Regions from separate parts of the Homo sapiens genome. Here region 2 is linked to region 1. The links are chromatin loops, found by intact Hi-C in ENCODE. Cell type or tissue: dorsolateral prefrontal cortex. All regions are shown on one strand. Links, peaks and the distances in the headings refer to the core of each region. The heading gives the core; the rest is flanking DNA. Region 1 has its middle 150 kb from the start of TMEM229A. Region 2 has its middle 120 kb from the start of GPR37.

Region 1 (16,301 bases), core at 4,000-11,999:
CTCTTTTCTTAATAAATTACCCAGTCTCAGGCAGCTCTCTCCAGCAGTGTAAAAATGGACTAGTACACTGTGAGTCAATTAAACCTCTTTTCTTCACAAATTACCCGGTCTTAGGTAGTTCTCTGTAGCAGTGTGAGACTGGAATAATACAATATTCCCCTATATATAAATGAAACCTGTGAAACCTCTATTTTTGTGTCTAATTTTGCATTAAGAAACATCATTCTTATGAATGTGAAGGGAGAAAGCAAAAAACTCTAAATGATTAATAATTAGTCAAATACAGGGTATTGACTTCAGTTCTAAAAAGTGAAATCCCTGAAGAGACATAAAACATGCTTCTGAGTTGTGAACGCTTAAAAACTGAGCTGAAACTACTTAAATATTGCCCAAGAGTTGTAAACCCTTAAAAACTGAGCTGAAACTACTTAAATATTGCCCAAGAAGAAAGAAGACGTGGAAGAGAGAAAGAAAAGTAAATTAATGGAAAATAAACACATCAACAAAAATTACAAAGCATATGAACAAATCCAACTCCGTGATACGGATTCTCTGCCATTGCAAATTAACACACAAACATAAAAACAACAGCAAAAAGCAACAAAAGAAAATATTTACTCACAAAAATAGGAAACTAAATAATCTAGAAAGTGCTTCAAGTAAACATGTTTAAAATTCTTGAAGAAATAAAGGAGAAAATAATATCCATAAAACAAAAGTAGGGGTTACTGAAACAAAAGCATACTTGTAAATCATGAAGAAAAAGTTAATAAAATGGAAACAAAAATGAACATTATACTTGAGACAGTTGAAGAAAAAACTTGTAATAGAGAACTTTGAAAATTACTGTGACTACAGCCTAAAAAGAGACACATATATGTATAAATATATGTGTGTGTGTCTATATATGTGTGTGTGTATATATATATATATATAAAACATGTGAGTGTCTGTGTGCGTGTTTGAAATTCAGAGAAATAAAGCATAGATTTAGATTCTCTAGTAAAATCTGTTTCCAGAAAGAGAAGCTAGCAATTTCCAAAATTGAAGAGCGATGTAAGTCTTTATACAGAAAGAATACTCTAAATGCTACATATAATAAAAAAAAAAATCAGGTAGACTGGACCTTATGTCATTAAGATTGCAAACTGTTCAATGAAACAATGGTGAAAAAAACATATTTTGGGACATCTAAAGACTAAAATGTATTATCTTCTCTTGAGAATGTAATTGAAATTTCTGTAAAGGGTATATTTTAGCAACAAGAAAAAAATAAATCCTGAAGAAAAAATTGTGACGCAAGAAAAAATGTTCAGCAAAGGCATTGATAAACATATATTGGGAAAATAAAAAGTAATGACTAAAAATATAATTTTTTGAATATTTAAAATAAAGAAGAACTAACATTGTAGTCAACCATTAGATGAAATGTAGAATAAATAGCTCTTACTTGCTATGTCTTACCTGAGAGAAGGTTAGAGGCACTGATTAAGTCTCAGGTTTTATTAAAATAAATTAAGTAGGAGTGTTAACAAGTTTTAAGGGAAATACCAATAAAGAATTAAAAAAGAAACTGTTTCAATTCCAAAGTAGGCAGGAAAGAAAAAACAGGCAAAGATATAATATGATAATAGAAAATATAAAATAAAATGAATGAAATTTGTTCAACTATAAGTAATCACAGTACATATAAACTTCATTACAAGAAAGAAACTCTAGAAACAACTATAACTTATTTATAGTTGGCACAACCAAAATAAAGTGGCACAAGGCTGTGAACAGAATGTTTATCACTCTGTACTCCCCCTAGTCCCTCCCAGTGCCAATTCATATGTTGAATTCTAAATCTCCAATATGATAGTACTTGGAGATGGAGGCTTTAGGAGGTATCTTAGTCTGTTTGGCTTGTTGTAACAAAATTCCATAGACTGAGTGACTTCTAACAACTGAAATTTATCTCTCATGGTTCTGGAGGCTGGGAAGTCTAAGATCAAAGCATCAGCAGATTTGGTGTCTGGTGAGGGTCTGTTTTCTGGTTCATAGGTGACACCTCCCTGCTCTGTCCTCACGTGATAGAAGAAGCAAGGCAGCTCTCTGGGGCCTCATTTATAAGGGCACTAATCTCATTCATGAAGGTACTGCCTTCATCTAATCACCCCTCAAAGGTCTTACCTCCTAATTTCATCATATTGGTGATTAGGTTTCAACATGTGAATTTTGGAGGGACACAAACATTCAGCCTATAGCAGGAGGAAATTAGGTCATAAAGTTGTAACCCTCATGAATAAGATTATTGCCCTTATAAAAGACACCAGAGAGATGATTGTTCTCTGCTCTCCACCGTGTGAGGATCCAAGAAGATGACCATCTGCAAACCAGGAATCAGGCCATCAACAGACATTGAATCTGCTGGTACCTTGACCTTGGACTTTCCAGCTTCCAAAACAGTGAGAAATAAATGTTTCTTGTTTAGGCTACCCAGTAGATGCCATTCTGTTACAGCAGCCTGAATGCATTAAAACACACAGAAAGATTAAAAAGAAGGGAATGGAAAATAATCACTAGTACCACCTCCATGCTACTCTTGCTACTTTCACAACCATAAGCAACATTTATGGAGTGCTTCCTTTGTTCTAAACATTATTCTAGGACCTTTACACATTTTATCTTACTCATTCTCATTGCAAGCTTAAAGTAAAAAGTAATATAATAGTACTAATACCAGGTGAACAGAGTTTATGAAAATAACATTTCCTCCTTAAGCCATTTTAACCCCATACTAGCTACACTACTGATAAATATCAAAGGGATTTTTCTGAGATGAAAATCTGACCATGTCAGTTATTTTCTTCAAGGCTTTCATTTTCTACATCATAAATAATACAGGCAATTAAACTTCTACAGCACTAACTACATCTCAGGAACTCTCTGACTACTTTATATGTGTATGTAGCTCATTTAACCATCACACAACATTATGAGGTTGTTAATGAATCCCATTCTTCAGATGATTAAATGAGGCACTGAGGCATAATTTTCCCAAGCTTACACAGCCATTAAGTGGCAGAGCTGTGAGTTGAATCCAGGAGTACATGGCTCTAGAGATCATGCTTCTAACCACATTATGCCACCTATCTCAACAAACACTTTGACTTCTAAAATTTTATTTTTGAACTCTTACATATTTTGTCACCGTGTCTCTCATCAACTTTCAACACACACTGTAATTTATCTATAACAAACTATTAAGCTTATGATTTCTGCAATTTCAAACTTAGTACCTTTACTGGTGCTACTTTCTTGGGCTGAAGTAGCCTTTCTATCTGGTGTACTTAGAAACACCATTCAAAATTCAGCTCAGGAATATTATCTTCTCTGAAGCCTTCTCTGGTACTATGGGTGAGAATCAAAATATTTAATAACAAGTAGGAAGAGGTACCAACCAAGTAGAATAAATGCTTTGATCAATTAGAAGCAATGCTGGGTACAATCACTGCAGCAGTTTGGTCCCTGAGTTCTTGGCTCTCACATAAATAGAAAATAACACCAGGCCAAACAGAAATTGTTCTCAGGCCAAGTTTGATAGGCTTGTGGCTCAAGCAAAGCAAGGGGGCAGTGTATGAGAAAGGGATCCTGGTGCTAACTTCTGCAGGGGCTTAGCTCTTGTCATTTTAAGGAAGCCGAGGGGTAAAAAGGAGCAATATGCAGGCATGAAGAGGCAGGGAACTTTTAGCACCTGTGCAGTTCGACAACATGCCTCTTCATGCATTTCATGTCTCATGTTAAATTTCCACCTCTGGGTGTAATGACATTATAGTGAGGAAAAACTCAGTGAAAGCTCAGCACTAGAGGCCATCTTGTCTTTAGCTGGCTGGATCTGATTAGATTTTTATCAGGAATGCTGGAGTCCCGCTTTGACAATCTTTGGAGAAGTAACTCAAGGAAATAAATGGGTAGGTTCTTTCTTTCATGGTTGGGAATTCAGCTTGGTCAGCTAAGTTAGGAGGAGGCATCTTTCTGCTACATAACTTGGGTCAGCTTATTAAGGGAGGCAAGAAGGTAAGGGAGGGAATATGCCTGGACATGTGACGCCCATGTGGTCTTGAAAACGGGAAAGGTTTCCTTGTCCCCTTAGCAGGGCATGTAGTGGGGGCTGTGGCTTGCTTCAGTGCCCCAACACTCAAACCTTGTGGGAGCATACAGATGGGCAGGCTGTGGGGCTGTGACCCGACAGCAATGTCTAGAGGTCAATGATCACAGCTCCTGAAGCCCCAGTGGGCGTGTGTTACAGGGTGCTCTTTTAGTTTGCAGTCTATAAGCGGCTTGGGTTAACCAGCTCAATCAGATCCTCTACCTTGTCACAAGGACAGACGGCTTTTTGTATCCCAGGTTCTTGCCTTGGTGTACCGGAAGAATCTTATCACAGGTGGGCTTGGAGAATGAGTGCAAAGTTTTATTTAGTGGAAGTAGCTCTTAGACGATCAGGGAGCCAGAAGAGAGACGGTTTTTCCCTGGAGCTGGGCCGCTCCGCAGCCCCAGCTCTCCTCTGATTGCCGCGGCAAAACTCTGCCTCATCCCACTGATCACATCGGCTGTCCGGTGTCTGTCAGTGTGCTTGTGCTCCCTCCATGTCCTTTTCGACCTCTAGCCACTTGTGTCTTATTCTGCTGACTTACTCCTCTCAAAGTCGGCCCACCTGTGTCTGCCTGCTAGGGTATCAGGTTTTTTTTTTTTTTTTAATAGGCACAGGATGGGGGCGTGGCAAGCCAGGGTGGTCTTGGGAAATGCAACATTTGGGCAGGAAATGCCTGTCCTCACCTAGGTCTATGGGGGGTGGAGCCTAGCCAGGGACAACGGCCTCCTCTACCCAGCACTTCCCTTCCCCTCTACCCAGCACTTCCCTTCCCCTCTTCTGTATCATTTAAAGGGAACATGTTCTTCCCTTCCCAGCACTTCCCGTCCGTGTCAGTCTTGGTTACCATGTCTCGTCTGCCAGGACTGAGTCTCTTTCCTATATTGTCTCACAACTAGTATGCTCTGTGGTGGAGTGGGAAGAATATTGGACCAGCCCGGCACCCTTCATGTCCCTTTGAGCAGAAGTGGCTCATCAGTCGGCTGTGCCCTCTATCACTTCATACATGGGTGTTATAATAGAACTAGAGGTCCATCTTCCCCTGGAGGTGATCAGCTTCTTTAGGACAAAAACACTGTCTTTTTCATACTTACATTGCCAGCAAGAAACACAGTACTTGGCATGTACTTAGTGCCAAATAAATATTTGTTGACAGCGTGGAAGGAGAAATGAAATCACTTATCCTTTCTAGGGTCTTGGTTTCCTTATTTGGCACATTAAGAAATTTGGAGTAATTGAACTATAAGGTCCTTCCAAAAAATCTATAAATTAAATGAATTTTATGAATTATGTCAGCTGACAAATAGTGATTAGATGGTTTCCCCACAATAGTTCACAAAGAAAATGCTCTTCAGTTAGACATTCTGAAATATTTAATATTTTCAGCAGAATCATTTGAATCTTATCAAATCTACATTAGATACTTTGGAAAAGGCATACACTAAGCCTCCCATCAGCTTATATATTATTTCTTGAAAGAAAAAGGTGGTAGAAAACATACCCCCAAAAAATTTGGTTGACATTTCATACAATGAATTTTTTCTACTTCAGTAGACTTTGAAAAATTGTTGGTTAATTAATATATCAAGAAGAGTGGAATAGAAAGCGCTTATAATTGAGCTATTCAGATCCATAGCAGCTTGAATAAATTGAAGGGGTCATGAAAACTGTTTTGCCCTTTTCTTTTTTTGAGATTCATTCATTTGTCAGTTTAATGAGAATATCATCTAAAAATTTGATTTTCAGGAATGCCAAGAGTCAGAATTTAACAAGGGAAGAAAAGATGCAAGTAGAAAAAGTAATAGTAAACAGAATAAAGGGAGATAGGCAAGAGAGAAGGGGGTGGGTAAAGAAGAGGAAGAATGTGTCTATGATTGGATCCAAAAGTAAGGATTTTTAAAGTTAAGTCCCACTGGAAAAATGCAGAAGAGATATTTTTACCATAATGTGAGTTGACATGGGAGGGCAGCAGGTGAAAAGAAGGGCACAGCCTTTATTGCAGGAATATTCTATCTCATGTATGTGTATAAATAAGAGTCTAGCTTTTTCACATAAGCACATTGTGAAATATGTCAGTAGAATTCAGTAATGCGTATTTTAAAACAAAGAGTTGGAGCCAGAAAATATTTACCTATCTACCTTGATTTGCTTGAAAATTTAATAACACAAAATCTCTCTAAAGACACTATGGCTTACCACTACCCACATTATATTCTTTTTGTCATCATACACAAAGGAAGGTAATTTCAAAATCCTGAAAATAAACTAAAACAGAATGGAGAATCATTATCATTGAACTTTGACACAGCAGTCTGATTTTGCAAAGTGAAATTTTTAGGCCCATGACATTTTTGTTTTCAGGTACTTTATCATTATTGCTTTTAGAATTCTCTTTTAGATACCAAATTATTAATTTAACTCTTCATTGCCTGAACCAAAATTTAATTGCCAAATTGGCTTTGGCAATTAAGTGTTAGATTAATAATTTGATTCTTAGATTATTATGTTGAACCTCAATTTGATCATTAGAGTACTATGTTGAAACTGTTAGGCTCTATGTCTTTTAAAAATTTTTAACTGGTAGCTATTTAATATATTCTGTGGAATGATACTCTACCTTGAAAAAGATTTAATTTACATTGGCAAGCTGTCTTCTCTTCCAATTCATAGCTTTTCACATTTAGAATACAATAAAACTAAGTTGAAAGTTGAGTACTAGTTCTCAGAATTTGGTACCTTTCACTGCCACACAGTGAAAAAGAGAAACTGAATTTATACAAATCATTTTTCTCTTTTCCCTTTCCCATAATTTGTTCCTTGTCACTTTAATTTTTTCAACCTACTTATATAAAACATATATTGAGAACAACAGAGACCATCGAGCCATATATGTTAACTTGTAACTTGAATATCCCCAAATCTGAGATGTGGATTTAACAGGTCACAGAGCATATTTACATTTGACCAAATCACTATTTTTTTTTGTTTAAGTGTTTAAAGGACATAACTAGTCTGTCGAATTAGACTATTATTTTGATAGAATCTAGTGAATGCTGTGTATCTTTTAAAACAATCTTAGCATATAAATGCTTCTTTAATGAAAAATCAAAATCTAGACAAATTGATGATGAATTTCAGTGCTAATCAACCAAATGAACCACTTTTCCGTTATGTGAATTGGTTGCCAGGCTGTCATAAAGCTCTGAACAGAAGCCTTCTAGTATTCATAACACTATTTAATTTATATTGGGCTGTAGAATGCAGTTCTGAGAATGGGTACTGGTTGTAGCTTTCTTTGTGATACTTCTAGGTGTGAAGCAATGATAACTTTGTAGCTGTCAGTGGTGGAAGAGTGGAAGCTATTTGCTTCCTAGATGTTCCTGCTTTTATTTTATTTTAAACAGCAATCTGTTTGCTGTTTCAAATTAAGATGCCATCAGCCAGGGCAATTTGAGAAGAGCAAATTGTGTTCCTGTGAGCTGTCTTGTTCAATGGTTGCAGTGTAAATAAAAGTGAAACAGCTTTTTTAAAATTATTTGTTTCAAGTGTAACAACTCAATGAAGTAAAATAAAGACAGTTTTGCTTTTGCCAAGACAACAGGCTTTGCTCTCACAATACATATGATGTTGAGATATTTTTCTTGTGTTCGGATTTCAGGAAATAATATATTGAATAAATCATATGTAAAATATGTTGTAAGCACAAAACAATTAAAAATCACCAGAAAATTTCTGAATTGTAGAATTCCTTAATATTATAGCATGAATGAATGAAAGTAAAACTGTTATATTGTAGGATAAGATGATTAAAGGAAATTTTAGGGATATTAGTTTGGAATGGGGTGAATAGGACAAATTGGAAATGGACAGACTGGAGTCAGAGAGATAAAGTAGGAAACTAAGAATTTTCACTGTTTAGGCTGAGAAAATAACTTTAGTAATAATCTAGTGGGGCTTTTATTTTGCAGGTGAGAAGTGAGGCCCTAGAGAAGTTAACTTGACCAAAATTAATCAGTCACAGCGTGATTTATCAATCTAAATTTCCTAACACCACTTCTGTCCAGTAGGTATTTTTATTATAACATGCTACTTCTAAGATTGATTTCTGAAAATAAACAATTCTAAATCTCTGATATTTCACACTAACTTAGGTCTGGTAGGAGAGAAAAAGACTCCTGTACTGAAGAAATTGCCAACTTTTTTCTGGATTTTTTTTTTTAAACAAGGAATAAGAAAGACATTGTGGATTAGGAGTTAGGCCACTTGAATTAAGTAACAGGTTTTACCAAAATCTTGCTGATATTTGATGAAAGTTTCACTATTATTTATCATGAAGTGAAAAAAACCTTAATCTTCAGGAATTTCAGGTCCACAGGCCATTTCATGAGAAGCATTGGCAGAGTTTGTAAAATTTATAAAAGTAAATATTTGAACACAGTCAATTAATACCACAGTCTCTATTTTCTGACCTCCATTTGGCCACATGGCCCCTTATGTGGGTGGCATTGGAGTGACCACAGGCATTTTTGACATGACACTCTAAGGAAAAGTTAAGTTGATAAATTTAAGTTTGCGTTTAATGGAATTGTATTTATTTGGTTTGTAGTCACATTGTGAACAGGGTGTTTTCTATCTATCCAAGTGAAGGAATGGTTTCCAAAAATTCTTCTACACCCCTTTGAAAAAACAGACTCAATGACATTAACAACAACGTGATTATGAGCACTGTCAATTCAAAGAGTATTACAGAGTAGTTACAACACAACAGAACTTGAAATGCCCTAACATATTACAGATCATACAAATTTTTAAATCTTATTGCTCATCTACAAAAGAAACTTGATAGATAATTCCCCAAATTTAACAACAATTTAAAGAATTTACATGACAATGATTTGGGAAGCTAAATTGTCAATAACAGATAACAAATAACTTGTCATCAACCATGCTAGAGAAAATACTAAATTCCTTTCCTACTATCTTTATAGAAAATATTAATGTATATGAAGAGGTAATCAGAATGTATTCCAAAATATAGCCAATAAGTATGTAAGACAGTTAACTAATACAAATACTATATTACTTTTTCTGGATTTTGTGATGTTTGTCAACTTTTAGGAATCAAGATAAAGAGAGCTAAGGAAAACGGAGACAAGAAATCCTGGACATTTTCCCTCATCCATTTGAGGGTTGTTCTCAGATAAGTGTGTATATATACACACATATAAGATTATTCATTGAGATATAGGCAAAAATACTTTGACGTCTCTCTATATATTTTCTTAAAAACCTTTAATTTCTTTATATACTTATATTCTCACATAATTTTACATAAATTTAATGTTATACATTTTCTGTAATCATTGTTTTTACCTGTTTTTTCTTAATGGGAATTGTATCACAGTTTGATCTAGGAAGCAGAACAACTTTCAATGATATAGAAAAGGGATTATCGGCCAGGCACGGTGGCTCATGCCTGTAATCCCAGCACTTTGGGAGGCCAAGGTGGGTGGATCATTTGAGGTCAGGAGTTTGAGACCAGCCTGGCCAACATGGTGAAACCCTGTCTCTACTAAAATAAAAAAATTTGCTGGCCATGGTGGCACATGCCTGTAATCTCAGGTACTTGGGCGGCTGAGGCAGGAGAATCGCTTGAGCCTGGGAGGCAGAGGTTGTGGTGAGACGAGATTGCGCCACTGCACTCCAGCCTGGGCAACAGAGTGAGACCCTGTCTAAAAAAAAAAAAAAAAAGAAGAAGAAGAAGAAAAGAAAAGGGATTTATTATAGAGATTAGACCCAATGCATTTGTGGAAGCTGGAGAAGGAGCCAATGGAGGGCCATTACCACTGCATATGGTGTGAAGCTGACAATTTCGTAGGCTAGAAGGGCCAGTAGTTAGGAAGAAAAGTTGGAAATGAAGCAGGGAAGAGTAAGAAAAAATTGCAAATGATGAAGCCTAACTAGAAGCTGTGAAGTCAAACTGGAATCCACGTCTGTGTTTTACTGCCTGTAGCTTGCCTATGTGTTTGACCTAGAAGAAAAAGCTGATGATCTTCACCATGGGGTTGCACAAGTGCCCGTCCCAGGAGTCAAAGAAGCTGAAGAGAAGATTCCTTGGGAGTTGAAGTAGATGTGGGTCTGGCAGCTGCTGCAGACCAACAAGGTGAACTACTAGATTAGCTACACTGTATGCAAGCTGTAATAATGTAATGAATTGTAGTGGCTCCCAGCACCTATATTCACCTTCATAATGTGATGGCTACTGCTTCACTTTTGCCTTTCAAATCTTGGGCAAATTTGTCTTGTGAGTAACCCTAAAATGCAACCATACCAGAAGGGAATTCTGGGAAACGTCTTTCCAGCTTGTGTAAATTGACACATTTCTCCATTGATTAAAGATTGTTGGACATGTTTTCCATGACTGCTGAATATTCAGATACACTGCATAAGAATTAATATTTTTCTTTTCTTTTTCTTGCCACTAAGAATAATGCAGCAGTAAGCACCAATAACATATGTCCTCATGTACTGTTAGTTTTCTTTCTGTGGGATAGAGTCCATTCATGGCTAAACCAAATAGTAGACATATTTATTTTAATTTTAATAAATGTTGAATTTTTTTAAAAGGCTGTGTAAGTCAACATTTTTACCTGAAGGCTTCTTTTTTTGTACTATATTGATTATCCTATAGCTCTAGCAGAAAGAGATATGATAGTCTTTTTTAATGTATACCAATTCAATGGGCAAATGCGTTATCTCATTTTTAATTTTTATTTCTCCATTTATGAGATTTTGATTATGTTTTTATATTTGAGATTTTGGTTGTATTTTTATAATTGCTGGCCATTTGGATATGTTATTTTGTTAATTGTTAATACATATTTTTATTCATATTTCTATTTTTTGTCTTTCTGTCAATTTATGCATGTTATTTTTTATTGTGTAGGTACTTGTCATTGCAAAATTGTTTGTAGAAATAATCCAAGGTCTTTTATGATGTTTTCTGTCTCCAGAGAAGACTTGTGTTTTCATCTTCCAGGCTGGTACTTCATGGTGTCTCTAGCAATGCAGAATTGTTCGAATCTATTTCAAGAATTGAAATGGTTCAAATCTCAGCTTCAGTCTACACTAAGGTGTAACTACTGCTTTTTATTTACAAGATTTAGTATTTTTTCCCTTTCTCAAATTCTTACAGCTTTCTACTCTAATTTTGAAATCCCTATCCTGAGAAGGCCTTCAAAAGGCACTATTCAATGTCTTATCCTCTCTGACATTTCTTTTGGAATCTGCAAGAAAAAAGCGACACCAAATTTCTGGGCTCATCTTCCTAAGCCTCTAGGTAAATATTTACTGTTTAGTTAACTCTCTTAGCCTTTTATGGAGATTTTAAAAAATATGGCATTGAACTTTTCTACTCAGAGTTTAGGCCAGACTACTCAATCCCAGAACTTGATAACCTAGATCTGAAATCTTAATGGCACTTATGCTTAGAATGATAGCATTATTTTAGAGTTAGGGTTTTTGAAGTGGTCCTCAATAAATATCATCCCTCATCTCCATTTGAGATAGCAACATCTTGGGAAATAAGATGAAGAGTAAAAATATTATCTAAGATATTTTCTTTGTTAATAATGGCGTGAAAGTTGCAAAGATAGCTTAGCATGAGAGTAGACTCTGCCTGTTAACTGAAACCCAGAATAAGGCAGATGTACTCAGCTAGTTGCAGGCCATGCTGTACACAGGAGCCTCCTGTAGTTGTAGCCTCTTCTGACGACAACTACAGCCTTGGACGTGTTGGCCTGCTTTTTAATCAGAAACCTGTCACGTGCTAAACTGAACAGGGATGACAGAGGCTTGATGGTGTTTAGGGAAAATCCTTCCTCATGGACCCCAGAGAAAAGGAATTCCTCCTAAAGACAGGATTGCAGCAATTTAATTTCATTAATTCACAAAGGACCCTCAGGAAGGCTAGTATTTAATATTCATATATAGCTTAGTATAAAGAGCTATGTGCTTTTGAACTGTTGGATATTCTTAAATACTGAATACACCAATACTCTGCTTCAACTTTATAAATTGTGTGACTTTGGACAAAACATTTAACTCCTTTGAATCAACGTTTCTTTATTGGTATACAGGAGATTGGTATACAAGAGATCACAACCTCTTTTTATCTTTTTTTAAAAAGCTCAAATGAGGTAATGTGTTTGAAATATTATACACATATTAGAAAATGCTCTTAGTATAATTTTTGTGTATGTGTGCACGTGTGTGTGTGTGTGTTTATTTTTAAAGCTTTTCTAGTGTGGCCTCCTGGGGTGCTTCTTCTCATTAGGATGCTTGTTTATCTGCCCTCTGCCCTCCTGCTAGTGCTGGAGGGGCCTCCTTCAGCTATTTTTAGTGGAGCCACATCACCATCTGCATGTAGCACAGGCTCTCCCACCTTTAGTATCTAGCTTTTTTTTTTTTCCCCAAGCACAGATGAATGGCAGGTGTTACAGATCTTTTCTAACTCAATATTATGTTTCTGGTGAAAAACAGTTTTCCATCTGAAAACTTCTCCCAGACCTTGAAGGTTACTTCCTTCTATCAAAATATATCCTTTAGTTCTCTGACATGCTAGCTTATTAAATCGCTGCTCTGCTCCAGGTGCTTCAATGGGGAGCTATCTGCAGCTTTCATTTTCTCCGTTGATATGATATGTCTTAGGCTTTAACCAAAATAAAAGCAGGAGTGTCTAAATATTTTATATATTGTGTATAGTTGCACTATCCTCTACCGCAACCACATCAGACATTTCCTCATCATGCTTCTGTGAATGTCATAGGGAATTTTGAAATGTGATTGAGATTACTACTAGGTTAAGCCTAGCGGAGTTGTGTTTTTTCTTTTCCCCGTGAGAAATTGTCATTACAATGTAAGACTTTAACAGAAAGCTTTTGTATGTTAGCTCTCCTTGCTTATAAATTATGGAGAGGAAACATTGAAAATGCAAGCACATGTTTAAAAATTATATTGCTTCAAGTTAAAATGCCTTCTCTTAAAATCCTAATGTTAAATTCAGTTCTATTGTCTTGTGAGATATTTTATAAAGGTAGCCTATGAGATGGACATGTGAAATGTTTGATTTTTCCTTTAATCCTATTGAGTATCCTCTAAAGATCATCTCAATTTTGGCAAGCACGTGTTCTTCCTCCCTTTACATGGCCATTGCCAGTTTTACACCCTCTTTCATCAGTGGCTGCCCAAAACCCCTGGCCTTTTGTACCCCACAGGTATCTCTTGTCTCATGCTAGGATCGATGCCGTCATGTCATTTTGTTCTACCACTACCATCTATATCTACTCAGCAGCTAATAATGTTTTCCCCACCTTAACTGGAGGTATGGGGTAGATTAGCTTCTCTCTGAGTGTCTCCCAGAATTCTTTAAAATGCTGTAGTAACAAAAGGAACTCTGGCCTTGGGTTTAAGAAACATCCTCCATTTATAATTGTTCTCCTGAAAGGAAACACTCTGTTGTAAGTTTTTTAGATTGGGGTTTGTCTGCTCATTTTGCATTGCTATAAAGGAATACATGAGACTGGGTAAATTATAAAGACAAGGGGTAAATTTTGGCTCACAATTTTGCAGACTGTATAGGAAGCACAGAGCTGGCATCTGCTTCTAGTGGGGCCTAAGGCAGCTTAAAATCATGGTGGAAGGCAAAGGGGGAACAGGCATGTCACATGGGGAGAGATACAGCAAGAGAGAAGGGGGGAGATTTCACACTCTTTTAAAAAATCAGATCTCTAGTGAACTCGTTACCACTCATTACCGTGGGGAAGGCAGCAACCCATTCATGCGGGATCCATCCCTGCAACCCAACACCTCCCACTAGGCCCCACCTCCAACATTGGTGGGGAGGGATCGCTTTTTTTTTTTTTTTTTTTTTTTTTTGAGACCGGGTCTCACTCCGTCGCCCAGGCTAGAGTGCAGTGGTGTGATCTTGGCTCACTGCAACCTCTGCCTCCCAGGCTCAAGTGATCCTCCCATCTCAGCCTCCCAAGTAGCTGGGACCATAGGTGTGCACACCACCATGCCCAACTAATTTTTGTATTTTTTGTAGAGATGGGGTTTCATCATGTTGCCCAGGCTGGTCTCGAACTCCAGAGCTCAAGAGACCCATTGGCCTAGGCCTCCCAAAGTGCCGGATTATAGGCATGAGCCACTGTGCTTGGCTGGGGAGAGGGTTGGGGGGGTGGTGTGTCACTTTTTAACATGAGATCAGAGGAGACAAATATCCAAACCATATTAGGGTTGCTTGGGAGTTTTTCTGCTGGCCAATATGACTTTTCTCTGCTGAATATATGAAATATCCTCTTAATTTTAATTCTCCAAACATTTGTTTCTCTTTGGCTGATGCTGCCTGGTCCCAAAATATCATGGATTTCTGCAGAGTAAATATTAATATCATTTGGACAAATGGTTGTGTCCATTTAAAATAATTTAACCTTAACAAGAAAGGTAGAGTCATTTTTACTTCCAGGTTATATGGGTGCTGATGTGGTTTCTGAAAGTCAACAAAATTTCTTTCAACGCACTGTCCCCTAAGAACACTCTGATCACAACCATCATCCCCCTGCCCCCTCTGCCCCAACACTTCCCATTCAGCATAGCAGAAGTGGAATAATGCACTGACACAGCAGGCTGCAGCCAAGGGCACCAGCGATAACATTCAGATCAGCAGCAATGACAACAAAAACATATTTCGCCTGTCTTTTAAAAATAACATCACAGATACACCAGAGACTTAATGTCATTGATTTTCATTGTTGTTTTCTCCCCAGCCAACTTCTCTGAAGTGGAATGTGGCAGTGAGATCTCAACTAACAATGAGCTTCTCTTTTTATAATGCGGCCACTATTCAAGATTGTTTCTCTACTAAGTGTAAAACCATTAAGCCAAGTTTTCTGTCAGCAGTCATAGATGTCTATGAGCATGAAAACCCAGGACTGCATGTTTGCAAAGTGGGATAGCTTCAGGTTATTCATTTTCCTCTTAGATTCAGATTATTTATTTGCCTTAAAGAAAAAAGGAAAAGGAAAAGAAGTGCTGTAATGGGGGTTATAGTGCTGTACAGGGTTGTGTGGATAAATGAGATCACAAAAAGCAAAAGGGAGACCTCAATGGGTCAGGCAGCTCTTATTATCTATATCTATGACATTCATTAAACTAAGTTCCCCAAATCTTAGATGCTTGAGTGTCTGTAAATGTCTGATTCAATTATTTTAAAACTTTAATAAAAGTTGACATTTTCAAAAATAAGTTCTGAACCAATTTTCATACCTTGGAAATCATCACATTAGCTTGAGCTGTTAGGCTAACTAGTTTGGGGGCTGATCTAAATAAGAAAGTCCTTTTCTACCATCACTGAATGATGAAGACTGTAGCTCTATTAGAGCTCTTATAAAGTCTAGCCTCTACACTGCTGCTGAGCTAAATTTGTATTAGCAGGTACTCAGTCGAGCACATGCACATTGAACTTCTTAAAATGTCAGGCAAAGCTCAAGGGTATCTTCCAGCCCATGCACTCCTGCTCATGCTGCTACACTACAGACTCCAAGCAATGTGTGTAAACTGACAGTCACTTGAAGATGAGAAAATACAATGACAATTATTTGTACTAGAGGTTCAAATTTTATTTCAAAACAGAGTAAAAACATTACTCATTGCCTCAATGTATTTAATACAATGAAATGTAAAATATTCCTGTTATCCCTGCAAAGATAAAATAGCATCTTGCAACAGCACAGTAAGCATGTAAATAAGACTCTCCATTTCTTTGGAAGACAAAAATCTATGGAAATAAATTAAAACCTGAAAATGAAAATGTACTTTTAGCCTAAAGTTACCACTTGGTAGGTGAGGGAGATGTTAACATTGAGAAAAATCTCATTAAAGTTTATACATGTGACATTATGGCAAGGATGTTATATGAGCTTTCATTTTTAAAAAATTATTTTTATAGATTTAGAGGGTACAAGTGCAGTTTTGTTATATGGATATATTGTGTAATGGTGAAGTCAGAGCTACAAGAGTAACCATCACCCAAAGGTTGTACATTGTACCTATTAGGTAATCTTTAATCCTTCATATCCCGACTCTCCCACATTTCTGAGTCTCCAGTGTC
Region 2 (16,301 bases), core at 3,127-11,126, 460 kb after region 1:
CAAAATCTAAGGAGGATGTCAAGACTATATTATACCTACAGATGTACCTTTAGCCCAAATCTTCTCTAAAGCCTGAGCACCTTGAATCTAGACATCTACTTTGGTGAAAGCCAAGTACAGTCATAATTTCGAAACTATTAGGTTCCAGCGATCAAAATCCTAAATCATACTTTGGTCACAACTAAACCTTTTCATTCTTATCCAAATATCTTTCTTTTCCTCTGTACCCTCAGTCCACTCTGGTAAATGTCTCCTCATCTTGTCACTGATATTTGACACATTTGGTTAATTCTTTCTCCTTGAAATACTTAATGTAGCTGTCTTGACACCACACTTTTCTGACTTTCCTCCCACTGAACTGGCCGCTACATCCTAGTCTGGTTGGCAGGATCTTTCTAATTTACCTGACCACTAAGCAGAATAAATCAGGTCTCAATTTTCCTATATCATCTCTATCTGGACCCACTTTCTAGGTAAACTCCACCAGACCCGTGGCTTTAAATAGCATCTCTACACCAATTACTTCCAAACGTATATATTTAATGGCCTTTTTGTCACTCTGTGCAATATTCTAAATTAAAATTCTTATTTCCCATCTTCTATCCCAATTTGCCCCTCTTCTAGTATCCTCCATTTCATTAAACAAAACTATAACATGTTGGGCATCCCTTATCTGAAATGTTTGAGACTGGAAGTGTTTCAGATTTTAGATTTTTTTCAGATTTTGAAATGTTTGCATTACATGTTTACCCAGTTGAGGATCTCATATTTGAAAATTCAAACTTTGAAATGCTCCAGTGGGCATTTCCTTTGAACATTATGTGAGTGCTCAGAAAGTTTTGAATTTTGGAGCATTTCGAATTTCAGATTTTTACATTTAGGATACTCAACCTACAATTCACAAAACTGTTTAAAAATACATAAAAATAATCTTTAACAGGTGTCTTTTCAGGATATCTATACCCAATCCATCAGCAATTCTTGTTGTTTCTACCTTTAAATGTACCCAAATCCACCATTTACAACCATTTCTACTCCTACTTCTCTAGTTCAAGACATCACAATCTCTTAACCAGAAAAGTGAACCCTCTCGATAAGTCTCTTTACCGGTCATTACTCCTTCTGCTCTTCATTCCCATTTCTACAAATCACCAAAAGTATCTCTTTTAAAAAGTACATCAGATCGTATCATTTCTCTGCTTAAAACACCCTAATGTCTTCTTACCTGAATTAAAACAAAATTCAAAGTTTTTACCATGGCTATCAGCCTCTGCATACCTGGCTTCTGCCTATCTTTTTGATACATGTTTCTCTAGTTTGTTCTGTTCTATCCACATTGGTCTTCTTGCTGTTCCGTTGTTCTTACCACAGAACATTTGCCCTTGCCATGTCTTTTTGCCTGTACATTTTTCCTGAATGTTCACATGGCTCATTTGATTTAGGTTTCTGCTCAGTGCTACCTTTTAGAGAGCCCTTCTCTGACCAAGTGGTCAGAAAACCCTGAGTTTTAAATTCTTTATGTGTGATACCTTGTACAAATCATACAAATTTTCTGGAGTTCAGCTTCCTCTTTGTACTAGCTATCTAGTACAAGTTATCTAAAAATGAATCAGCTTTTTTTTAAATGATCTTTTATTATCTATTTTCTGTGAGTCAGGAACCCAAGTGCGCTTAGCTGGATGTCTCTGGCTCTGAGTGTCTTGCAGAGTGAACCAAAGTCTAAGCCAGAGTGCAGTCATCTCAAGGCTCCACAGGGGAAGGTGCACTTCTAAGCCACTTACATGGCTAGGTCCTCAATGGCCATTGGCTGAAGATGTCAATTTCTTACCACATAAGTCTTTCCATAGGGCAGTTTACATCACAGAAGCTGGCTTCCCTCAGAGCTAGCCAGTGAAACATGAAGAAAAGGCATGCAAAATGGCAGTCACCAACTCAGCAACTTCATCTTGGAAGTGACATCCCATCGTTTTTGCCACATTCTATTCTTTAGAAATGAGCTACTTACTCCAGCCCACACTTACATAAGTCAATATGGAAGTGTGAACTGTTGGAGGCCTACCACATTTATGTGTAAAGTGGAAATAATATCTGCCTCACAAGGTGGGTGGTTATAAAATCACAATATAAATATATTAGACTTATTCGTGCATAACTTAATTCAAATCTTCGTTGCAAACCACGGAACTAATATGTGTAAGATCAACAGAATAGCTCTCTTGCAGATGAAAAAATTTCTCAGGGCACAGAAATTATTGTTAGAGTTGTAAGCAGAATTCCAAAGATAAAGTGCCTTCTGTGCCTTACCCACTTATTTATGCTTTGGTTTCTTTACCCATAATGGGTACCAAATAGTACCTTTTCATGCATCCTCCAACAAACTTGTAGATCTCAAGTATTACTACTGAAAAAATTTTGAATCCTCATAGGAAAATAGATGCACTTCCAGTATTGAAAATATAATGAGCTTAGCCACAGATTTTTAACTCACAAAGTTAAAATAATCATAAACTTTAGAACATATATAAAGTCTGAAATACTTGCTGGGAAATTAAACTAACTCTAGGAAAATTAAACGAACAGTATTATTTAGAAATGTCGTTTATAGGTGTTATTTTAAAAGCATAGCCCTTTCAATCCACTAAAATATTAAGAATTAAAACATTCTAGAAATAGAAGCATAGACAAAGCTATTTTCAAAAAGCAGTTTCTATAAGCATTTGAATACCCAGAACGTAAGAAGGTTCACAAGAGAAGACTTAAAGATCATAAAATTAGGATTTGGGATCATAAAACTTTCATTCAAATCCACCACACCTTTCACTCTTATACAAAAATAAATCAATAAATATGTAGCAGCTTACAGTTTGCATAATATACCATACAGAAAATGATTAATAAATGAAAAGACAAAAATACCTTAACTAGAAACTCAAAATATAGGTCACAGAATAAGGCATAATTACATAAAATGGTAATTAAAGAAAGGGCTACTATTCCAAATGTCCACTTGACTCATCACCCCTCAAAGTCCCTATAAGATTAGCCTAAACCTTATTTATCGTCCAGTGGGAAGTTTAATGTCTTCCTCTGAATTTCTGCCAATTCCCAGCCCTTTCTCCCAGTGGTCTCTGGTTCTGATTTTTCCCTTCTTCTTAATACTCCATCTTCTGCTCAGCTTCTGATGGCTTATTGTTCCTTCATTTTCTCTGCTCCTCTCTAGCTTTGACACATACCTCCGTTGCTTTCATTTGATTGTCATGTAAACCGTCTGTGTAAAACAAGCCTTTGTGTGTGTAGCAGGCTTCATCCACAAATGTTTGGGAAGAAGGAAGTTTATATTACAGTCACACAAATGACTGAAAGTTCTATCTTAGACATCTGCTGGGCCATTTCTCTCAGGGTCCGGCTCCCCTAGTGTTGCGTGTCTCTCTGCTCCTCCCTTCAGTCTGCACTCTTTGGCACTCCCAATTGTGGTTCATTTTTGTCTTTCACTTGTCCCTTGGTGACACTCATTCTCATGGTCTTATATTCTCTCCCCAAGCAGATGTGAAGTATTTCCTTAGCCAGAAATAGACTTCTTCTTAGGAAAAATTCCAGTGCTAATTATTCAGAAAATAATGTTTTCACCCTTTCACACCATTTTATATCTTGAGAATACTTTTATGTTTCCAGAGAAGAGAGGACTAAGAGATTAGGTAAAGTAGGGTGATACAGAAAAGCTTTAAATAGGTGACAGCACTTAAACTAAGTATTAAATGATTAGATAGCCTAAGAAAATGATGATGACAGAGTGTCTCGGAGCATTCTACATTGAAAACAGGGTAAGCATAATTCACATTGGCACTTGACAATAAATAATATGCCAAACATAAGATTTTGTGCAAACCTAGATACCCTAAAGGACTTTTCTTTCTTTAATTGTAGCTTTGTCTTCCATGACATAATCCTTGAGGGTATTCTAGGAAGGCCTTAGTATGCGATATTATATGCCTTTAATTTTTTCTTTGTAACTAGTTTAAAGGTTATGGGTCAAAATAATGCATATAGAGAGAACAATTCAACTTGAATTTTAGTTAAATTGTTTCATAGGGAGGTCTTAAGAAAGTTGTATGCAGAAGCAAGTCATTAAGATGGAGTATGAACTTATTTTAGCTTTATGGGAGCTTTAGATTATTAACTTTCATCTAGAACCAATTGCAATACAGCCCTGAATTGTATAAGTGGACGCTCACCTCACATAGATCTGTATTTATTCTGTTTTCCTATTCCCCAGCTAATTTTGATCAATGATGCCTTAGATCATAAACACTTAGCATGTTATATTGTGCTAAATCATTTTCACTGCTCTACAGTTTGTTCATAAAGCAGTATGTTTGGGGTTTGAGATGATTCCTAGATCCCTTTAGTGACAGGAGTGGGTGAGAGCCTAGACTGTGGAGCTAGACTGCAGGGTTTGTAGCCCTGATCCATTATTTACTTCCTGTGTTTCCTCAGAAAACTTATTTACTGCTTCTGTGCTCCAGTCTTCTTCATACGTAAAATGAAAATAACATCAGTGGGACACAGAAGAGAAGGGTCCACACAGCCAGTTGGAAAACACCATAAATATGTGAACCTCATTACTCACTACCTATATTGCACTACGCACCTATGCTTTATGTATATGTGTATGTAACCTCATGATCAACTTTTGTCTTGACATTTTTTTATCCATATTTTACAAATATCATTTTCCATTTTGTCCTAAAGTAGTTTTCTGGTAATTCTAAACTCCAAGTCTATCCTTTTTGTCCAATTTCTTATGATCATCTTCTAATTTAATTATTGTTTTCTTCACCTCCGTGTCTAAAAAAGTAATTAATTGTTAGATTTCAGCACGTGTAATGATCACTTGGTTTGCTGACTAAAATATGGATTCCTGATCCTCACCCAGGTATCTGAATCAGGATCTATGAAGTGTATCTCAGAAACTTCAAAAGCACTCTGAAGGTGGTTCTGACACAGGTGGTCCAAAGACACACTTTGAGAAATACTGATCTTGTTTATTGATTTTTAAAAAACTCATTAAATAGCATTGGGTTTAGTTCTCATCTGCAAAGAGGACCATAAGGGATGTCTCTTCACATTGGAAATAATTCAGAGTTATTCCCTCAAAAAGTTATGTAACCTTTAAAATGATATGATTGGTGAACAAATTCTTGAATTTTTGCCAGACGTTGAAAGTAGAAAGGACAAAGGAGTATAGGTATGTATACAAAGAAATGGAAGTTTGATATAGGCAAAGATTTTTATCTGCATAATTCACTGCTGAATTCTTGGCATCTAGATTCACTGCTAAATTCTTAGCGTCTAAACCAGTGTCGGGAATATGGTAGGTTCTAATACGTGCAAGAATGTTAAATACTGTAGTAATCAATTAAGGAAACAAAAAGCTAGGTTTGGGTATTTCTTTATTAAAATTTGTTTTGAGATATTTAAGATCCAAAGAGAATAAAAGGCAAATAATGTGAAAAACAAGTACCAAGGTATTTAAAACTATTCTATTTCTCTTAATATATTAGGTAAGAAAAACATTAAAGGGTGAGTTCACATTAGAGGAAAGCTCCCACTGATTCCACTTAGGACATCATCACATACACATGAAAGTAATATTCTTATTACTAGCAGAAACAAGTTCCTGCAATGTGCCTGAGAAAATTGAATTGCAAGCTAGATCAGACTCTTCTGGGAAAACTGAGTTTTAAGTTAGTTTGTACTCTCAGTGTATTCTATGTCAAAATCTGATGTCAATCCTCAATGAGAGACTTTCCAAGGGCAGAAATCATTGTGTTCCCTCTCAACTCATGAAATTTTAAAAGTATGTGTAATAGCAGAGGTCTTATGAAGAATGCCTATCTTTTAATAAAGTAGAAATCTAGGGAGATAAAGATGTCATTTTATTTAAAAACTCTGATCTGATATCACCTTCTCTTCAGAAATAATGAAGAAACAGTAGGCAATCTAAAACATTTCTCCACTGGTAAAAACTCTGTAGACATTTGGCAGAATAAATGTAACCATTTAGACACATCAGCTACCCACATAAAGAGGACTCTGTATTATACAGATATCCTGGGATAAACACATGGTGTGTAAGCCTGGTTTCTACACTTTAATTGTGCTGTGTGTATTGTAAATGAGTGTATTTTGCTCCAGTCCTTGTTCCTTTGACCTTTTAGTGTCTTAATGAGACTCCAAAAGCAGCAATCAAAAGCACAGTGTTCCATTTTGGAAGCATTCAGAAAGCAATGCACTTTGGCTAAATTTAGTTGTAACATTCAGAATTTAAAAACACATCCTGCCATTTTTCTAGGAGACACATAGTTACTTATGATTTAAACAAATTGGTCAAATAACAGTTGTTTCCTCTTAGTTCACTCATGTAAACAAAAGTGGGGGCTGGGGGCTGACAATAACAAAATTGACTCATGTAAGACTTTTTAATAGATGCAACTCAGACATGCTCATTTTGCAGGACATCAGACAAAGGAAACTTTGTGTTCATTTAAAAAACTTCTTTCTCAAAAAGCACAAATAACAATTAAAATTGAAACAACAGAACTGGAAGCTGAAAGCACTGACAATTGCTCACGTTGAGGAAATATTGTCTGATTTATCAAGACTTGCATTTGGAACAATCTTCAGGAAATAAATGAATATTAGAGAGAAAAGGAGAATCAAACTTAAAAACAGCATTTCATCTCCTAAATTATAACATGGAAAATGTACATCTTCAAGAATTCAAAAGCCTGTTCATTTTAAACAATTGCCCTGATTTTAAAGTAGATGTTTATGGTACATAGTCAGAAATCTTTTTCTGTACAACATAATCTAAAAGAGCACAACAAGCCACAAAATTTCAGCAGTTACGCTCCACAAAATTAAATCAAGGCAATGTGAAACATTCCCAGGTAACAGGGACCAGATACTGTTTGGAAATTTTAACAAAACCTTAGTGTAATCTCGCTTTCCTCACCGGAAAGCTATATTGCAAAAGCAGCTGTCTTTAATTTTTAATTTTTGTTTTATTATGGGTAAGAACACTTAGATGAGATCTACCCTCTTAACAAATGTTTGAGTGTATAACACAGTATTGTTGACTACAGGTCAGTGCGTGCTTTTACATCCATATGATATTCTTTAGCCTTGAAGGCCATTTTCTGTCTTTTCTGCCTGAAAAGCTTCTACTCACCCTTCAATACCTAGCTCAGTTATCACCTGCCTTGGGAAGCCTCATAACATGTAATAAACACTCAACTGTCTGCTCTGTGGGCCTTTAGATTGTTGCTCAGACTTCTATTATTAGCTTTAACACACTGTATTTTCATAATTGTTTACATGTACTACATGAAGTCTGAACACTGAGAATTATGCTTCTTTCATCTTTAAAAATGCCATGGCTAAGTGTCTAACATGGGTTCAGTACATTTTTGTTAACCATACGAATGAACTATCTTTTAAAATACTTCAATAGCTATTAGGGTACAAGGTTTTGGGTTACATGGATGAATTTCATAGTAGTGAATTCTGAGGTCTTAGCACACCTGTCTCCTGAGTAGTGTACCCTGTACCCGGTATGTAGATTTTTATCACCCACCTCTTAATCTTCCCCCTTCTGAGTCTCCAATGCCCATTATACCACTCTGTGTGCCTTTGTGTACCCATAGCTTAGCTTCCACTTACAAATTATCTTAAAATGTTGTGCAGCAGATCTCTATAATTTACTCATATCACTCACCTGAAAGTTTATGCCCATTGATAATTAACTCCCCATTTTCCCCATCCACCAGCCCTTGGCAACTGCCATTTCACTCTTTAATTCTATCAATTTGACTATTTAAGATACCTCATATAGGGGGAATGAAGCAGTATGTGTCTTTCTGTGACTGGCTTATTTCACTCAGCATAATGTCTTTAAGGTTCATCCATGTCATTGCTTCTTGCAGAATTTCCCTCTTTTCAAAGGCTAAATAGTGGTACTCTGTTTTCTAAATATACCACATTTTCTAAAAAATACTAATAAATAAATAAGCAGGTCTCTAAGATGAGAGTAAACAAAATTGGAAATGAAAAGAAAAGCTGGGCTGGTGCCTTAGACAATAAGGTTGCCTGCTGACCTTGGTGCAGAGACTCGTTAACCTGCAGTGTTAGAATCCAGTGCTTAAGGGAGGGAGTAAAAGGAAAGGGATTAGGAAAGTTGTGCCCTGTGCCTGGCCTCCTGCTCTTATGATCCAACTATATCCATGAATCCATGAGGCAGTGTCAGTGGTTGGTCAGGCCTGCTTGGGGGAGAGGCTCAGGGGAGAGAAGGGAAGGAAGAGAGAAGAGAGAAACATGGACCTCAGATCACTTTATCACCAGTGTAGATTGGTTAGCATAAAATTAAAGCCATTTCCCAATCCTCTCTGCCACTCCTTCTAACAAACATGAAATATATTTCTACTCAACTATAAAAATATCTACTTGATTGTAAGTCTGAAATTCCTACTGCCTATAAGCTTGGAGATTGGAAAAAGTTGACCATAATTACACATTACATACAACAAGTGAGAGAGCCAAAGTGAAACCTGAATCAGGTGTCTTCCAAACCACACTGTTTCCACCTAACTATAGCAGAGAGCTCCTAATAACACCAGGGGTGGGCGCTCTGTGAGGAAAGCCCACAAAACAAAGTCTAAATAAGCAGAAAACTCACCAACAGCTTACAAATATTTAAGACTTCCCGAATAACTCAGCGTATGGTAGTAAAGTTCCATTTGAACAAATTCTGGAAATAGCTGTATCTGTTAGTACGTAACAGGTGTTAGAATCAGAACGTAGATGCAGGAATGTTTGTAAGAACTGAATTGAGTTCTATAGGGTGTCTTCTGGCATGGCAGTTTTATTTCAAGAAACGTTTTAATTTCAAAGGCATAATTTCAGAAATAAGCAAATTACAAGAATGAATATAGAGAAATTGCACCAAAGGACATTGATAAAAATCTTCCCGGCCGGGCACGGTGGCTCATGCCTGTAATCCCAGCACTTTGGGAGGCCAAGGCAGGTGTATCACGAGGTCAGGAGTTCGAGACCAACATGGCCAACATGGTGAAACCCCATCTCTCCTAAAAATACAAAAATTAGCTGGGCGTGGTGGCAGGTGCCTGTAATCCCAGCTACTCGGGAGGCTGAGGCAGGAGAATTGCTGTACTGGGGAGGCAGAAGTTGCAGTGAGCCGAGATCGTGCCACTGCTCTCCAGCCTGGGCAACAGAGCAAGACTCCATCGAAAAAAAAAAAAATCCTACCCTGTACCCTAAAATCCACAAATCTGTTTCCAGGGGCTGGCACTGGGAAGGACAGAAGGTGTTAGTCAAAGGATACAAAGTTTCAATTATACATGAGAAATAAGTCTTAGAGATTTACTGCACAGCATAGCCTATGGTTAACAATACTGTACTGTATATTTTGTAATTTGCTAAGAGGATTTATCTTATGTTAAGTGTTCTTATCACAAATAATAATAATAAAAAATAAGAGGGCAGGAGGAAACTTGGATGTGATGAACAGGTTAATGGCATAAATTGTGGTGTTGTTTTCACGGGTGTATACTTATCTTCAAACTCATCAACTTGGTGTACATTCAATAGGTACAGCTTTTTGTATGTCAACCATAACTCAATGAAGTGGCTTTAAAATCAACAGAGAAAACACTTAGAATTGTGAGAACACAGGTTCAAACCATAATCAGGTAAGTATTATTGTCTACCATATAAATATTTGTTTGCAAAAGAAAAAATAATATATTAATAAAAACAGAATGATTTGGGGAGACTAAGGCCATAAATCTAAAACGTATGCGCAGGCATGGCCTGCTATCTTTTAAAAAAGAGAGAAATAGAACACAACAGAACACAGAGGTTAAGACCAAGGACTGTGGAGTCAGGCCAACCTAGGGCTACTTCTTTCACCTACCCTTTACTGATTATGTGGCCTTGAGTAATCAATTATACCATTTCAATCCCAGGTTTATTATCTTTAAAATGAAAGTAAGAAAATTATCTCATTGCGTTCTTATTGGATTAAGGCAAACAATGTGTATAAATTATTTAGAACAATGTCTGGCATATAGAAAGACTCAATTAATCTGAGTTTGAATTATTTTTCAGTTTCTCATCTTCAACCAGAAAATTAGAAAAATATAGCAATATTCATTTTGGATCAGACAATCCATCTCTATATTCTGCTTCTGAGTGTAGAATCAAAAGGCATGTTATGGAAGAACATGACAGTCACTCTCCATGCCCCAGTATCCTGGTATGGAGCTCTATGGAATTGATCTAAGCTATTATTTTGATAATAATAATCAAAAGATTATGACTGTCTTCAAGGTCACAGTTTCTTTCTTTTCCCTTCTCTGTAAATAAATGTTTTCTTTAAAATGTGCATTTAAAAGTACTGGCTTTGGCAGCACATATACTAAAATTAGAATGAAGCAGAGATTAGCACTGCTCCTGCACAAAGATGACATGCAAATTGATGAAGTTTTCCATACTTTTATGAAAAGAGTTCTAGATACAAATGGCAGTGATGGCTGCACAACAGTATGCACATACTTAATATCCCTGGGCTGTACACTGAAAAAAATGATTAAAATGTTATATTTTATGTGCATTTTACTATAATAGAAAATATAAGAAAAATGAGCATTAAAAGTGCTTTATTAAGAAGATTCCAAGCTCTTAAAATACTCATCCTTTGTCAACAATTTTACATATTTAAATGGCCATAGAATGGCTAACTTGCTGTTCCACAGTTACTGAGCAAGGTAGAGGCAAATACAGCATTGAAATTCTGAATATTGCAATCTGAAGAGACTGAGAAGAGCAGGCTGAGTTTTGTTTATTTATTTATGCTGCTACATAACAGCACATAAGAATATTTGTAGAATCATCTGTTGTGACTGAATTTGCCACTATTGTATTTTTTATACTCAGACCTGCTAGACAAGAGATAGTAATCAAAGTATAATTATGTTTCAGGTTGATGCCTAAACAGCAATGTAAAACATTTTAAATGTTCTTATGTTGTTTATTTTTCTGTACAGAATTGACTAGAAAGTGTTTCTACAGACAAAAATTGCTGATTTAAACAACTTATAAGTAAGCATAAAACATGAAAGCAAATTTCCACCAAGTGAGAGTTTACAAGTCCTATTGTAGTTTTCATTCATCCATAATTTGGCCTTCCATCAAGCAACAAGTATGGTGATACATGCTTTTGGAAAAGAGTAAAATTGTTTTCCATTTTTTTCTTGCAATCTTAAGATAACAGTCTCATATTTTCAATATCAATTTGACTTCTAGGGGCATGTGTATTCTTAAACTTTGCATTCCTTTCTGTTGCAACAGATGAATTTTCCCTGTATTCACCAACTGCCCATTGCTTTGCTTTCTTTTATAACTCAAACTAGTTGAAAGAGTTATCTCAACTTTCTCACCTCCCACTGTCTACTCAGCACACTTCAATTTATTAGTGCCTCCATCTTGCTCAGCCCAGTGATCAATTCTCAATCTTCATCTTACTGGTTGATAGCAGGTTTGCTAGCAGCATTTGACACACTCGCTTCCTCATTGACATGGTTTTAATACTCTATCCTCTAAAGTTTTCTGCTTCTTAACCAGCCTCTCATTCTCAGTCTTCTCTGCTGTCTCTTTTCCCTCTTTCTAGTCCTAAATGTCGTGGTGCCCCAGGACTCAGCCCAGGGTTCCATTTCCTTTTCTATCAATACATTCTTTATGGCTCTCATCCAATCTCCTCATGCAAACACCATCTTTTTGCCAGTGAATACCAAATGTACGTATCCAGCCCTGACACCCCAGGCTTATATATCCAACAGCATATTGATCATCTCCATTGGGGGTCTACAAGGCATCTGCCCAAAGCCACAATCTTAACAACTCCCTCCAGAGCCTGCCCCTTCCAAATTTCTCTATTTGATTTAGTTGCAAAGTCCAAAAACCCAGAAGTTATTCTTGAATAACTTTCCCACTCCCTGCAACAAATCTATCAGCAAGTCTTACCATCTATATGTACAAACATTTCCAAAATCCAATCACTCACCCCACTGCTACAAGCCTTGTGTAAGCCATCATCAACTGTTATGTTACTCAAAGAGTGCGATAGTCTTCTCCTCAGTGTCCCTGTTTCCATTCCTGCCCTCCTGTGGCTTATTCTCTACAGAGCAGCCAGAGCTTTTCAAAACAAAATCAGATTATACCACTGCTCTACTCAAAACCTACCAGGATCTAGACGTCACACTTAAACTAAAGTCAAACTGCTTGCAGCCTCCTGATCTGACCCTAGCCATCTTCCAGATCTTACCTCCTACCATCTGCTCCTCCCATCTCTCATTGATCTAAGCCAAATCGTCCTTATTATTCCCAAACATGCCAATGTGTTCCCCACCACAGGGCTATTTACTGGCACATAGTAGGTTTTTTGATAAATATTTACTAAATGAAGGATTGCAAGCTGGACTGTTAGTCTTCTCTGCTTTCACTTTCATTTCGTTTTCCTTTGTACCACTTCATGTAGTCACTGTTCATGTAATGTAATGTAATGTAATGTAATGTAATGTAATGTAATGTAATGTAATGTAAAGTCATGTAATGCTTCATGTAGCATTACAGCCAGAAAAGAATATTGTCAGTATTATTTTAGGGTTAATCACTATGGCATATTCAGAGTGTTTCTTTTTCAAATGACAGACCAAAAGTAAGGAGTGGTTGTCTTGATTTAAGGCAGCCTGAGAGGCATGTCTTGAAAAGTTATCTCTATTTAAGATTCATTTAAAAAGCTTGCAGAGGTACAGCAGATCTAAACCTCAAGTTTCTGTTGGGTGATCTGCTGCCTTGATAGTTGAACTGATTAGAGCTATGCTAATAGTTTGCATTTGAACCAATATCATACTCATCTTTTAACCAGGGAAGATTTTTCCTCTGATCAGTTCTTACTCTGGCCTTTCCTCCCCCAATATATCTTCCTTAAGTTGAGGAAGGCTAAAATGTTGATGCAGATACCAGTCTTAGTTTTCTCTACCATCCTTCTACAACCCATAGTCACCTTCTCTAACAAAACTTTTTTTCCCCAAAATATGCAGGTTCAAAACTTTATCTCACAGATATTAATTGAATTCTTACTTGATGTCAGGCATTATGTCATCCCTGATGATATAAAATATGTAAACAATAGTTTAACCTGTGTCTATATTGCCATCATTCCCTTAAATTTCTCGAAAGAAAATTACTATATAAATCTAAATATTTTGCAATCTTTAACTTATTCTGTGTGTTCCCTGAGGTTCCATCTAAACTTCCGTCATTCTCTATATTCCTATCTTTTAACCATCTATTACATTTTCACTGCATATTATAAGATCTCAGTAAATTATACTGACTGGCTTCTCCTATGATGTTCCTTTGCCTACAGTCTTCAATTTTGCATCTACCAAACTACTTTCCACCTCAAATTCAAAAGCCAACCCAAATTCTGATTAATCTAATAAAACCAAGTATCCAGATACTAAAAGCCTTTATTTAAAAGAAGCCAGTGCACCTACTGTGAGCACTGTACGTGCAGTCCTGGGCAAGGCCAGGTGTTGTCTTCAGAGCCTGACAATCTATTGGGTGGACGTAAATAAATGGACTATGAGTATAATGCCTATGACTTAAGATAAATTATAAAATGTAGAAATTACATTCAGCTGAGAGATCCAGAAGGGCTTTTTAAAGGTAGCATGTGTATTAAGTTGTAAAAAGTGAGCAGAATTTTGATTGGTACAAATAACTGAGCATCCAGACCAAGAGGCTAGTATGAGGAAAGACCCACAAGAGATGAAAGATCCTAAAGGATGATCCCTCTATCCTGTGGCAGCAAATGTCAGAAGCAACTGGGCTTTCTGAAATCTCATTCAGCTTGTAGGCAAGATTATCTTCCAGACTGTACTGGATGTTTGTTTGATGATAATAATGACAGCTGAACAATATAGAGTCACTCTTCTGGCTCAATATTTGAGTGGCATTGGCAGTATCAAGACAGTGTATCTCTTTCTCAAAGTGAATGACAGAGAAAATCGTATTAACACAGGTGGAAAGCATTCTTCAAAAATAACGTGAAGCCCAGCATGGCGTGGGCAGGTGTTACCTGGGGCTGGAAAATGACAACAGGAGTCGGACTGTGTTCCAGAGTTTCAACCACAATAACAGAGTGATGGCTTATTTGAGCCGAAGGAGAAAACTAACTCTTGACAGCATGACACGGCTATAAACACTGAAAGAAAAAAGATGTAATCGGGTGTTCTTATCATTCTCTTCGTAATGCTTTTCAAGCTAGTACATACAGAATACACTATGGGAGACTCGGGATATGTACAAACACTCTCAGTGCTAAGCAAGGTGGGAAAGAAGCAAAGTGAGTGTTGGCTTTCCCCCATTTTCGCTATGAGAGCCCTTCTGTCCTTTCAGGAACTCCTTCCTCAGTCTCCCTGCTGCCACTTTTACCCATATCCTCCCCCAATTATATTTCTTGTTGTAAACAGAAATAGAAGTACGGTCAGCCCTCTGTATCCATGGGTCCTATATCCATGGATTCAACCAACCACAGGCAGAAAATATTTCTTAAAATAAAAAATAACAATACAACAATAAAAAATAACATAAACTTTAAAATACAGTATAAAGTTATTTACATAGCATTTACATTACTATTAAGTATCATCACTAGTATAGAGATGATTAAAATTACACAGGAGAATTGCACAAGTTGTATGAAAATGCCATGCCATTTTTTGTAAGGGACTTGAGCATCTGCAAATTTTTGTATCCACAAGGGTCCTGAACAAATTCCCTGCTGATATGAAAGAACAGCTGTAGTCATTTTGAGTTCAATGTCTTTCCACAGAGCATGCCAAAATGGTAACACGTTAGCCCTACCTATTTCTAGTCTTGGCCCTGAAAATTACACCTAGCAATTATAAAAGAAAGATTTTTTAATTAAAAAAGTAAAAAAAGAGAAAGACACAAGGAAAAGTAGCTGTATGTTTTCACAGGAGGCTGTGGAAGGGTCCACAGTATTTCTAAGGCATTTGAGTACTGTAATGTGAGTCATGGCTCCATGAGTCAAGCTCCTTACAGCCATAATTTCTTCCATTACTTTTACTGTAGTATGTTGTCACACAATAAAGCATGGTTCTTTTAATGGGAAATGTTCCATTCAGGACCATGTATTCAGGTGGCATTACCTAATAAAGTGGATGGGTGACATTGTATTTACTTTAGGGCAAAGTTCCTCAGCCTGGTCTGGGGTGGGATGGGGTCTACAGATGAACTTCAAAACGACTGTGAACCAACTGAAATTGTACATAAATTACGGGCATGAGATTTTTCTCATAAGAGCCTCTATGGTTTTTTTTCTTTTTAAATATTTTCAAAAGGATACGTAGCCTCCAAAATTATAAAGACTACTGCTCTAGAGAAAGTATATTAGTTTTTTAAGGGTGTCATAACAAAGTACCACAAACTGGGTAGGTTAACCAATGCAAATCTATTGTTTCACAGTTTTGGAGGCTAGAAGTCTAAAATAAAGATGTTGACAGAGTTGGTTCCCTCTGAGGACTATGAGGGCAGGGTCTGTTCCAGGCCTGCCTCCTTGGCTTGTAGATGGCTTATAGATGACTGTCTTCATGTTCTCATGGCATTCCCTCCATATGCGCATCTATTTACACAAGGAAACCAGACATACTGGGTTATGGGTCCACCCTATCTCTATATGACCGTACCTTAATTGATTGCATCCACAAGAACCCTGTTTCCAAATAAAACCATGTTCTGGCGTACTGGAGGTTAAAACTTCAACATATGAATGGCAGGGGTTGAAGAGTATGAGGGACACAAATCAGCCTGCAGCAGGAAGCACAGGAGTGAGGGTAAGATATCTGTTCTCCCATCCTAAGCACACACCCACCCCCACCCACCCCTGGAAAGGCAGCGTGTACATAGGCCTAGGAGAATAGCATAACTTCTACATCCTGATATGAATATCTTTATATAAACATTAGTCCTAATAGGGTAAATGATTTAATACATGTAAAACTCATAGAAATGCCTGCCTGGTACACAGTATATGTTAGAAAAATATTTTTTTAATTTTTATTTATTTACTTATTTTTGAGACCAGGTTATGAGACTGGCTAATTTTTGTATTTTTGATAGAGAAGGGGAGTCAC

What was found. Hi-C counts contacts between places; a loop is a spot of excess contacts. Peaks named below come from ENCODE experiments on the same cell type or tissue, not always from the same donor. Only the 100,000 strongest peaks of a DNase experiment are listed, where the experiment ranks them.
Region 2: it touches region 1 in a loop (2.6-fold over the local background); 2 of 110 quality-filtered maps call a loop at or near these places.

The regions. Positions count from the first base shown.
Region 1 is chr7:124,176,279-124,192,579 of GRCh38, forward strand. No RefSeq gene overlaps it. Among named protein-coding and RNA genes, the nearest start is that of TMEM229A, 150 kb to the left of the region's middle. In dorsolateral prefrontal cortex, for the core only: no CTCF peak of the experiment used is centred there; no DNase peak of the experiment used is centred there.
Region 2 is chr7:124,637,248-124,653,548 of GRCh38, forward strand. It overlaps the pseudogene RNU6-102P. Among named protein-coding and RNA genes, the nearest start is that of GPR37, 120 kb to the right of the region's middle. In dorsolateral prefrontal cortex, for the core only: no CTCF peak of the experiment used is centred there; no DNase peak of the experiment used is centred there; H3K4me3 peaks cover 875 bases; H3K27ac peaks cover 2,076 bases.